2 separate regions of the Homo sapiens genome follow, and region 2 is linked to region 1. A link is a loop called in an ENCODE intact Hi-C map of the cell type or tissue named here. Cell type or tissue: HCT116. All regions are shown on one strand. Region 1 overlaps EPS8L1 (EPS8 signaling adaptor L1). Region 2 overlaps LOC105372462 (a long non-coding RNA gene).

What was found. Hi-C counts contacts between places; a loop is a spot of excess contacts. Peaks named below come from ENCODE experiments on the same cell type or tissue, not always from the same donor. Only the 100,000 strongest peaks of a DNase experiment are listed, where the experiment ranks them.
Region 2: a loop joins it to region 1, with 16 times the contacts of the local background. A loop is called at or near these places in 5 of 110 quality-filtered maps.

What each region holds. Positions count from the first base shown.
Region 1 is chr19:55,086,834-55,090,833 of GRCh38, forward strand. EPS8L1 (EPS8 signaling adaptor L1) reads left to right here. Exons shown (of 20, transcript NM_133180.3): 18 at 1-55; 19 at 470-602; 20 at 695-1,090. The coding sequence ends at 781. Among named protein-coding and RNA genes, the nearest start is that of EPS8L1, 13 kb to the left of the region's middle. RefSeq lists an enhancer at 1,768-2,062. In HCT116, a CTCF peak has its summit at 1,915 (motif pointing right); no DNase peak of the experiment used is centred here; H3K27ac peaks cover 1,005 bases.
Region 2 is chr19:55,416,530-55,420,529 of GRCh38, forward strand. All of the region lies in intron 2 of LOC105372462 (a long non-coding RNA gene), which reads left to right. Among named protein-coding and RNA genes, the nearest start is that of UBE2S, 11 kb to the left of the region's middle. RefSeq lists enhancers at 1,898-2,027, 2,583-3,152 and a silencer at 3,489-3,689. In HCT116, a CTCF peak has its summit at 1,819 (motif pointing left); a DNase peak (open chromatin) is centred at 1,832.

The DNA.
Region 1 (4,000 bases):
GCTCGGACGCCTCCGAGGTCCGCGCCTGGCTGCAGGCCAAGGGCTTTAGCTCCGGGTGAGTGGGGCCGGGGCCCTCTCGGCGCGGGTTGATACGGACGCTGGGAGCGGAGCGTTCCGATCGGCCGGGAGTCGGGGGGCGGCAGTCGTGGAGACCACAGGGAGCCGGGATTAGCCCGAAGTGAGGGTCTGTCTGGTAGCAACACCCAATGGCAGGCTGTGATTGCCATGTTTTTTCAGACTCCGACTGGATTCCTTAGGGAAATCCCGTACCCTTTGAAAGCAGGATGCGGCCACGCCCCCCGGGTGGCAACATTGTGATTGGTGGGTGGGGTTCAGGAGGTGTCGGGCCTGCCCCCGCTAGAGCTAGAATGCTGTTCTGATTGGACCATCGCCGGGTGGGCGTGACATGATTGTCCGGGCTGGGGCATCCGCCGACCGGCCTGACCGCGCCCGGGCTGCCCTCGCTCAGGACCGTGGACGCGCTGGGTGTGCTGACCGGGGCGCAGCTTTTCTCGCTGCAGAAGGAGGAGCTGCGGGCGGTGAGCCCCGAGGAGGGGGCACGTGTGTACAGCCAGGTCACCGTGCAGCGCTCGCTGCTGGAGGTGAGCCGGACCGCTGGTCCCTGGGTCTGGGTAGGGTTGGGATGACGAGGGCTCGGACGCCAGGACAAAGCGATTTCCACCCCGCCCTCCAGGACAAAGAGAAAGTGTCAGAGCTGGAGGCAGTGATGGAGAAGCAAAAGAAGAAGGTGGAAGGCGAGGTGGAAATGGAGGTCATTTGACCTGCCAGGCGCCCTTCGCAAAGAGTGACGAGGCCCCGTGGGAGAACGGACTCCTCAGACTCTCCCCAATAGCGGAAGTCGATCTTCTGAAGGATGGCCAATCTGCTCCGGCCCTGGTCTTCCCCCATCCCGGTGGACAGACTTAACGATCCTTGCTGCAGTCCCTCCGGAGAGGATCTGGACTGGCTGGGAGTGGGGAGGGCGTGGAGACAGTCTACGGAAAGCGCTAGCAGACCCCCGAGAGGGTGCAGTGGAGCCCTGAGCATTGTAATATGCGGCCCAGCCTATAAACAGCCTCCGTGCTTAGCAGATGGTGTGCCAACTGCTGTCCTCTACCCGGCTACCAGGGGGCTCAGAAACCTGCCCCTCGACCCAGTCACAGCCTCATGGAACCTGGAAAATGTTCCACCCTCTTTGGTTTCTCTCTGAACCCTCCTTTCCATCCCCAGGGTCCCAAACCAGGCTCCCTCCTGACCTCCTAGCCAGCCTAGTCCAGCTTGCCCCACCTTCACGTTTCCCTGGCTCGCGGCTGCTGGGCATGAGGCTTTGTGTCTCCCTTCCCGCCTCACCAACGTTCTCACTTCATTCCTTCCTGCGTCCTGGCCCTGCCCTTCTCCAAACGCTCCCAAGCGTTCAACCTCTGAGGTTTGCACCTGCTGTCTCTGCTGGCTGAAACGGCCATTCCCTGCCTGGCGAACTCCTGTTCAGCCTCCCTGGCCCAGCTCAAACACTCACTGTGGGGAAGCCTGCCCTCATCCCCGAAGCTAGTTTCCCAGCATCCACTTCTCCATTTTGTCCCCCACCTCCTGCCACGGCCCTACCAGGTAGAACTGGCTGCCTCCCAAGCATGCCACAGCTTTCTGGCCACTCTTTGTTCTGGGAGATGGCAGCCAACTGAAAACTTCCTAATCCCTCAAGAACTAGCTCCTTCTCCCTCTGGCAAGCCCTGTAACTTTCTTTTCCCCATTATCCAGGTGGCTGGTAAGGTCTGCTTTTCTCTGGATCCCACTGTTTTCCAGACTGGATATTCTCTGCCTTTGGGAAGAATGGCCCTTTCTCTTTCTCCCCTGGCTCTGCCTTCCCCAGATTACTGAGGGCCTCTGGGCCTCTGGGCCTCAAGCCTCTCCCGGAGTTGTTCCAACCTGGGCCACCAGATGGCGCCCTCCAAGATGGGAAAGGATCAGAGAGACGCCCCCCCACCCCCACCCCGCCCCCCGCCCTTGGGGCAGGCAGGAGTTCTCAGTCCCCACTTTGCCACCTCCTGCCTGGTTCCTTCTGGTTCCTTCCTTCCTCTTTGGATCTCCAAGAGTCCTTCTCCTATCTGCCCCGTCCCTAGATCCTATTCACATACTTCCCTTGGCTCCCTATGGCTCACCGGATAAAACCAGGCCCCAGCTTGGCAGTCACAGGTTGCCCACTCGGCTCACCAGCTTCTCCGACCACGGGGCTCAGCTTCCCTCCTCCTGCTGCCAAGCTTGGTTCATGTGGTTGCTTCTGCCCAGAATACTCTCAGCCCCTCTACCACTTGCCCGGGGCCCCACCCCTCATTCTTAGTAGGGGAATAGGAAAGGTAGGCAATTCCCCCAAACCTCTTTGCTCCATTCCCGCACCCGCCCCCCGCCCCCCAATAAGCCCCCGTGGCTCTCGCCACCTAGGCTGCAAACTGAAATGCCTGCAGGAACCCGACAAGAGACCCAAGTGAGCCAGCCGGGCCTCAGCCCTACCCCCGTCACAGGCCAGCTTGTTTGAACATCCTGGCAGCTGTATCTTCCAATATTCTCAGAACCTGACCATCTCTCACCATCTTCACTCCCATCACCCCAGCCAGAGCCACCCTCTCTCTTGCTTGGATTTCACCAGTAGACCCTTAGCTGGTCCCCCCAATCCTCACCACCAACCCCCAGCCTGTTCTCCATGCCAGAGGGACCTGTTAAAACCTAAGTCAGGCCATGGCCATGCTCCAAAAGACACCCAGAGCTCCAATCTCACAGCTCAAGCCCTTCCCAGGGCCAAGTCTCCACACAGCCACCGTGACCTCTCTAGCTTCATTCCCTGCTTTCTCCAGCTCCTCAGCTTCCTGCAGCACACCAGGTGCCCTACCCCAGGGCCTCCACACACACAGCTCCCATCATCCCTCAAATACCTACACAGCTCCCTCCCCAGGGTCTCCACACACAGAGCTCCCATCATCCAGAGCACCCTTCCCTCAAATACCTACACAGCTCCCTCTCCACCACCTTCAACCATCTGCCTGCACCAGCTTTTCCCTGAGGCCTGCCTAGACCACTCTATTCAAAACACATGTGCACACACGTGCACCCACCTTCCCAACCCCTTTCTTTTCTCCAGAGCGCCGCCACCTTGAAATACATTTATTTTAACATCGGATGCCCCCCTCCTAAAAGTATTGGATCTTTGTTTTGTTCAGTAATGATCAGTCACACTGTACTCACTCAGTCCTGTTCTTCCTGTTGGTGTTATACTAATTGTTGAATGAATGCCTCATCTCAGAAGATGGCTCCTACTCAGCTCTAGTCAACGGTGGCTATGCAGGACTGAAAAGTTCATATTGTCACAGATTCCTGTTCTTTCAAAAGAAGGCAAAATTCTTTTTGTTTTTTGTTTGTTTGTTTGTTTTTGAGATGGAGTCTCGCTCTGCTGCCCAGGCTGGAGTGCAGTGACTCGATCTTGGCTCACTGCAACCTCTGCCTCCCAGGTTCAAGCGATTCTCCTGCCTCAGCCTCCCAAGTAGAGTAGATGCGATTACAGGCACCTACCACCACGCCTGCTAATTTTTGCATTTTTAGTAAAGAAGGGGTTTCACCATGTTGGCCAGGCTGGTCTCGAACTCCTGACCTCAAATGATCTGCCCGCCTCGGCCTCCCAAAGTGCTGGGATTACAGGCGTGAGCCACCACACCCGGCCAAAATTCCAGATTTTTACACACAAATTTCTCCAAATGTTAAATGTTGGCAATTGACTAAATTTGTTTCAAAGACACTGATGGCAAAACCCAAACTCCCCAGCTCCACATCCTTGGCCCCAGAGGTCTTGCCCGCTGATCCCTCCTGCCCCATCAGCTTCCCCTCAGCCCCCCGCCTGCGATCACGCGGGCTCCGTCTTGGAGCCTTCGCTCCCGCTGGGGGCTCATCCTGAAGCTCCTTCACCACACAGGTGAGTAAGCACCAGCCCATCCCCCGGCACCCACCCAAGTGGCCC
Region 2 (4,000 bases), 330 kb after region 1:
TGGTAGTATTAAAAGATATTGGCAATGCACAGTGGCTCATGCCTGCAGTCCTAGCACTTTGGGAGGCTAAGGCAGGAGGATCACTTGAGCTCAAGAGTTTGAGATCAGCCTGGGCAACATAGTGGGACCCTGTCTCTACAAAAAAATTAAAAATTAGCCAGGAGTGGTGGCACATGCCTATAGTCCTAGCTACTTAGGAGGGTTGAGGCAGAAGGATTGCTTGAGCCCAGGAGGTTGAGGCTGCAGTGAGCCATGATCACGCCATGGCACTCCAGCCTGGGTAGCATAGTGAGACCCTGTCTGAAAAATAGAATAAAGATATTAATTGCTGTAAATATTAGTGTAGGCTAAGGAGGTTCAGGAATGTTGTGAGGGGGACAGTTTTTTTTTTTTTTTTTTTTGACGGAGTCTTGCTCTGTTGCCCAGGCTGGAGTGCAGTGGCGCCATCTCGGCTCACTGCAACCTCTGCTTCCCAGGCAGAGATTCTCCCAGGAGAATCAAGCAGTTCTCCTGTCTCAGCCTCCCAAGTAGCTGGGACTACAGGTGCGCACCACCATGCCCAGCTAATTTCTGTATTTTTAGTAGAGATGGGGTTTTACTATGTTGGCCAGGCTGGTCTTGACCTCCTGACCTCGAGATCCTCCCACCTCGGCCTCCCAAAGTGCTGGGATTACAGGCGTGAGCCACCATACCTGGTGTGGGGGTAGAGTTTTCTTTTTTTGAGACAGAGTCTCACCCTGTTGCCCAGGCTGGGGTGCAATGGCGTGATCTCGGCTCACTGCAACCTCTGCCTCCCAGGTTCAAGCAGTTCTCCTGCCTCAGCCTCCCAAGTAGCTGGGATTACAGGTGTACGCCACCACACCTGGCTAATTTTTTGTGTGGTTAGTAGAGACGGGCTTTCACCATCTTGTCCAGGCTGGTCTCGAACTCCTGACCTCGTGATCCGCCTGCCTTGGCCTCCCAAAGTACTGGGATTACAGGTGTGAGCCACTGCGCCTGGCCAAGGGGGACAGTTTTAAATATGGTAGAACTAATTGAGAAGGTAACATCTGAATAAAGATTCAAATGAAGCGGCCGGGCACAGTGGCTCATGCCTGTAAACCCAGATCCCAGCACTTTGGGGAGCTGAAGTGGGTGGATCACTTGAAGTCAGGAGTTTGAGACCAGCCTGGCCAACATGGTGAAACCTCGTCTTTAATAAAAATACAAAAATCAGTAGGGTGTGGTGATTCGTGCCTGTAGTCCCAGCTACTTGGGAGGCTGAGGCAGGAGAATCACTTGAACCCAGGAAGCGGAGGTGGAGGTGGTGGTGAGCCGAGATCATGACACTGCACTTTAGCCTGGGTGACAGAGCGAGACTTTGTTTAAAAAAAAAAAAAAATTAAAGGAAGTAAGAGAGCAAGTTTTGTGGGAATCCAGAGAAAAGCCATTCCAGGCAGAGGAAACTGCCAGTGTCAAAGTCCCCTCACAGGAGTGAGCCTGACGATGAGCAGTCTTCAAAAGATTCCACATCATGGGCAAGTCAAGGTGTCCCATCTTTTATTTGCATCTCCTTTCTTCCCAGTGAGGTTGAGCATCCTTTCCTGAGTTTCTGTGTCTGCTAGTCTGTGGTTGGTAGCAGGTTCTCTGCTCCTTAGTTCCTGAGTACTTCTGAGCAGACACTTGTGACCTTCCCAGCTTGAGGGGTCTGCACACGCTGGGGTAGGTAATTGACAAAAACTACTTTCCTCTGTGCCTCTGGAGCTGAACTTGGAACTCTCCTGGGTGGGAGAGGCCCTGATCAATGCAAAAATAGGCCCTTAAGTGGATCGGGTGCTCCCTCTAGTGACAGACACAGCAGTAATTAAATGCATTACCCGGGGCCAATCCTGCTTCGCAAATCCCTGAGCACAAGGCAGAGACTTCTTGAGTGCACTAGGAATTTCTTGTAATGACTGTACAACCAACACTGGTGACGCACACCAAGCTTAAACAGAAAAATGCCCAGTGCTGGGGAGGGTGGGAGCACACGGACATTTTCACATACATGGACTTGGCACAGGCCCTCTGAGTCGTAGTTGGCATTGTCTAGCAAAAGTCTTCAAAATACACCTGCCACTCATCTCCTGAGAGCTCATCCTAAAGAAAATGGAGGGAGTGGCCGGGCGCGGTGGCTCACACCTGTAATCCCAGCACTGTGGGAGGCCAAGGCGGGTTGAGGGAGTGGCCAGGCGCGGTGGCTCACACCTGTAATCTCAGCACTTCGGGAGGCCAAGGTGGATTGAGGGAGTGGCCAGGCGCGGTGGCTCACACCTGTAATCCCAGCACTTCGGGAGGCCAAGGCGGGCAGATCACAAGGTCAGGGGATTGAGAGCAGCCTGGCCAACATGGCGAAACCCTGTCTCTACCAAAAGTACAAAAATTAGCTGGATGTGGTGGCAGTGCCTGTAGTCCCAGCTACTTGGGAGGCTGAGGCAGGAGAATCGCTTGAACCAGGGAGTCGGAGGTTGCAGTGAGCCAAGATTGCACCACTGCACTCCAGCCTGGGCGACAGAGCAAGACTCCATCTCAAAAAAAAAAAAAAAAAGAAAAAAGAAAAAAGAAAAAATTAAAGGAATGCACCAAGTGTTGTGCAAAAAGATGTTCCTCAAGTATTGTTTAGAGTAGTAAAAACTAGGGAAAACCCAAACATCTATTGGTAGTGATGGCAGGGGCTGCTGCTATCATGCTGGCTGCAGCAGGGAGGTGCAGCTGGGGCTGCACGTTTCATGGAGCCGGGGGAGCCCCGCCCCTTCTGAGTTGGGGCAGAGCTCCCCAGGTGTCACTGCAGTCACCCAAACTGTGGCTGTGGATCTGAGCCTCCCTGTGCTCTTGGGGGTGAGGGGGGTGGTGCCAGGAACGGGCAGGATCTGTCCTCCTGGGTGCAGCTGCAGCCACCAGACCCGGTACTGCAAATCTGGGCCTCCAGCTCCACAGAGCAGGCAGGAGCTGGGACAAGTGGGAGCCCTGCCCCTTCTGAATTGGTGGGGTGGGAGCTTCTGGGTGCAGTGGCAACTGCCCTCCCAGGCATGGGACTCAAGAGTCTCTGCAGCCTGCACCCTTGGGGGCCCCAGGAAGGGCCCCCCATCCCTTCAGTCTCAGGGGTGCCTGTTCCCACTGCCTGGCTTCTCACCGCTCCTGGCTCCTGCTCCCATCTCAGATCAGTGGTTAGGGCAGAGCCCCGGGGCTGTGAATGGCAGTAGGAGGCCTGGGCAGAAGGGGGCAGTCCTAAGGAGGGCCTGAAGGCTGGGGGCTGGGCTATCAGTCCTGAGGACCAGAGTGGGGACACGCGGTGCCTCTTCTGGGCTGCCCATGGCTACCCATGGACCAATCAGCATGGACTTCCTTCCCTCTGAGGCCCATAAAAGCTCTGGGCTCAGCCAGAGCAGGGCAGGGGACAGCCAGAGAAGGAAGAGGGAGGAGAGAGGATTGGACTACCAGTGGCAGAGAAGAGCTACCTGCAGACTACCTGCTGGCAGAGAGGAGCCACCCCCACCAGGGCCTCCTCTCTGCTAAGAATTGCAGACATTAGGATGACCAGTTGTAGGGAGGAGCTACCCTCTCCAGAACCTCCTGTCTGCTGATAACTGAACACTCAACAGATGACCTGCCTACAGAGAGGAGCTACCCACTGTGGGTCCTCTGAGCGGTTGTAACACTAAATCAAGCTCATCCTTGTCTTCTTCACCCTTCACTTGTCTGCGTACCTCATTCTTCCTGGACTCAGGACAAGAACTCAGGCAAAGGCATCATTGGCAACAGAGGTTTCCAGCGGGGAAGAAAATCTACACCCCAAAGATCCTGTAGCAGTAGGAACTGGGAAAAAATTATGCTGCATCCATACAACAGAATATGCTATAGCCACTGAAAATGAGGGAGGTTTTGTTGTTTTTTGAATCACTGGTGTCTCGAAGAATCTGATGAAAGTACTGGATCCATTTCCCTGAAAAAAGCAAGTACAAATGCTAACGAATACATGTGA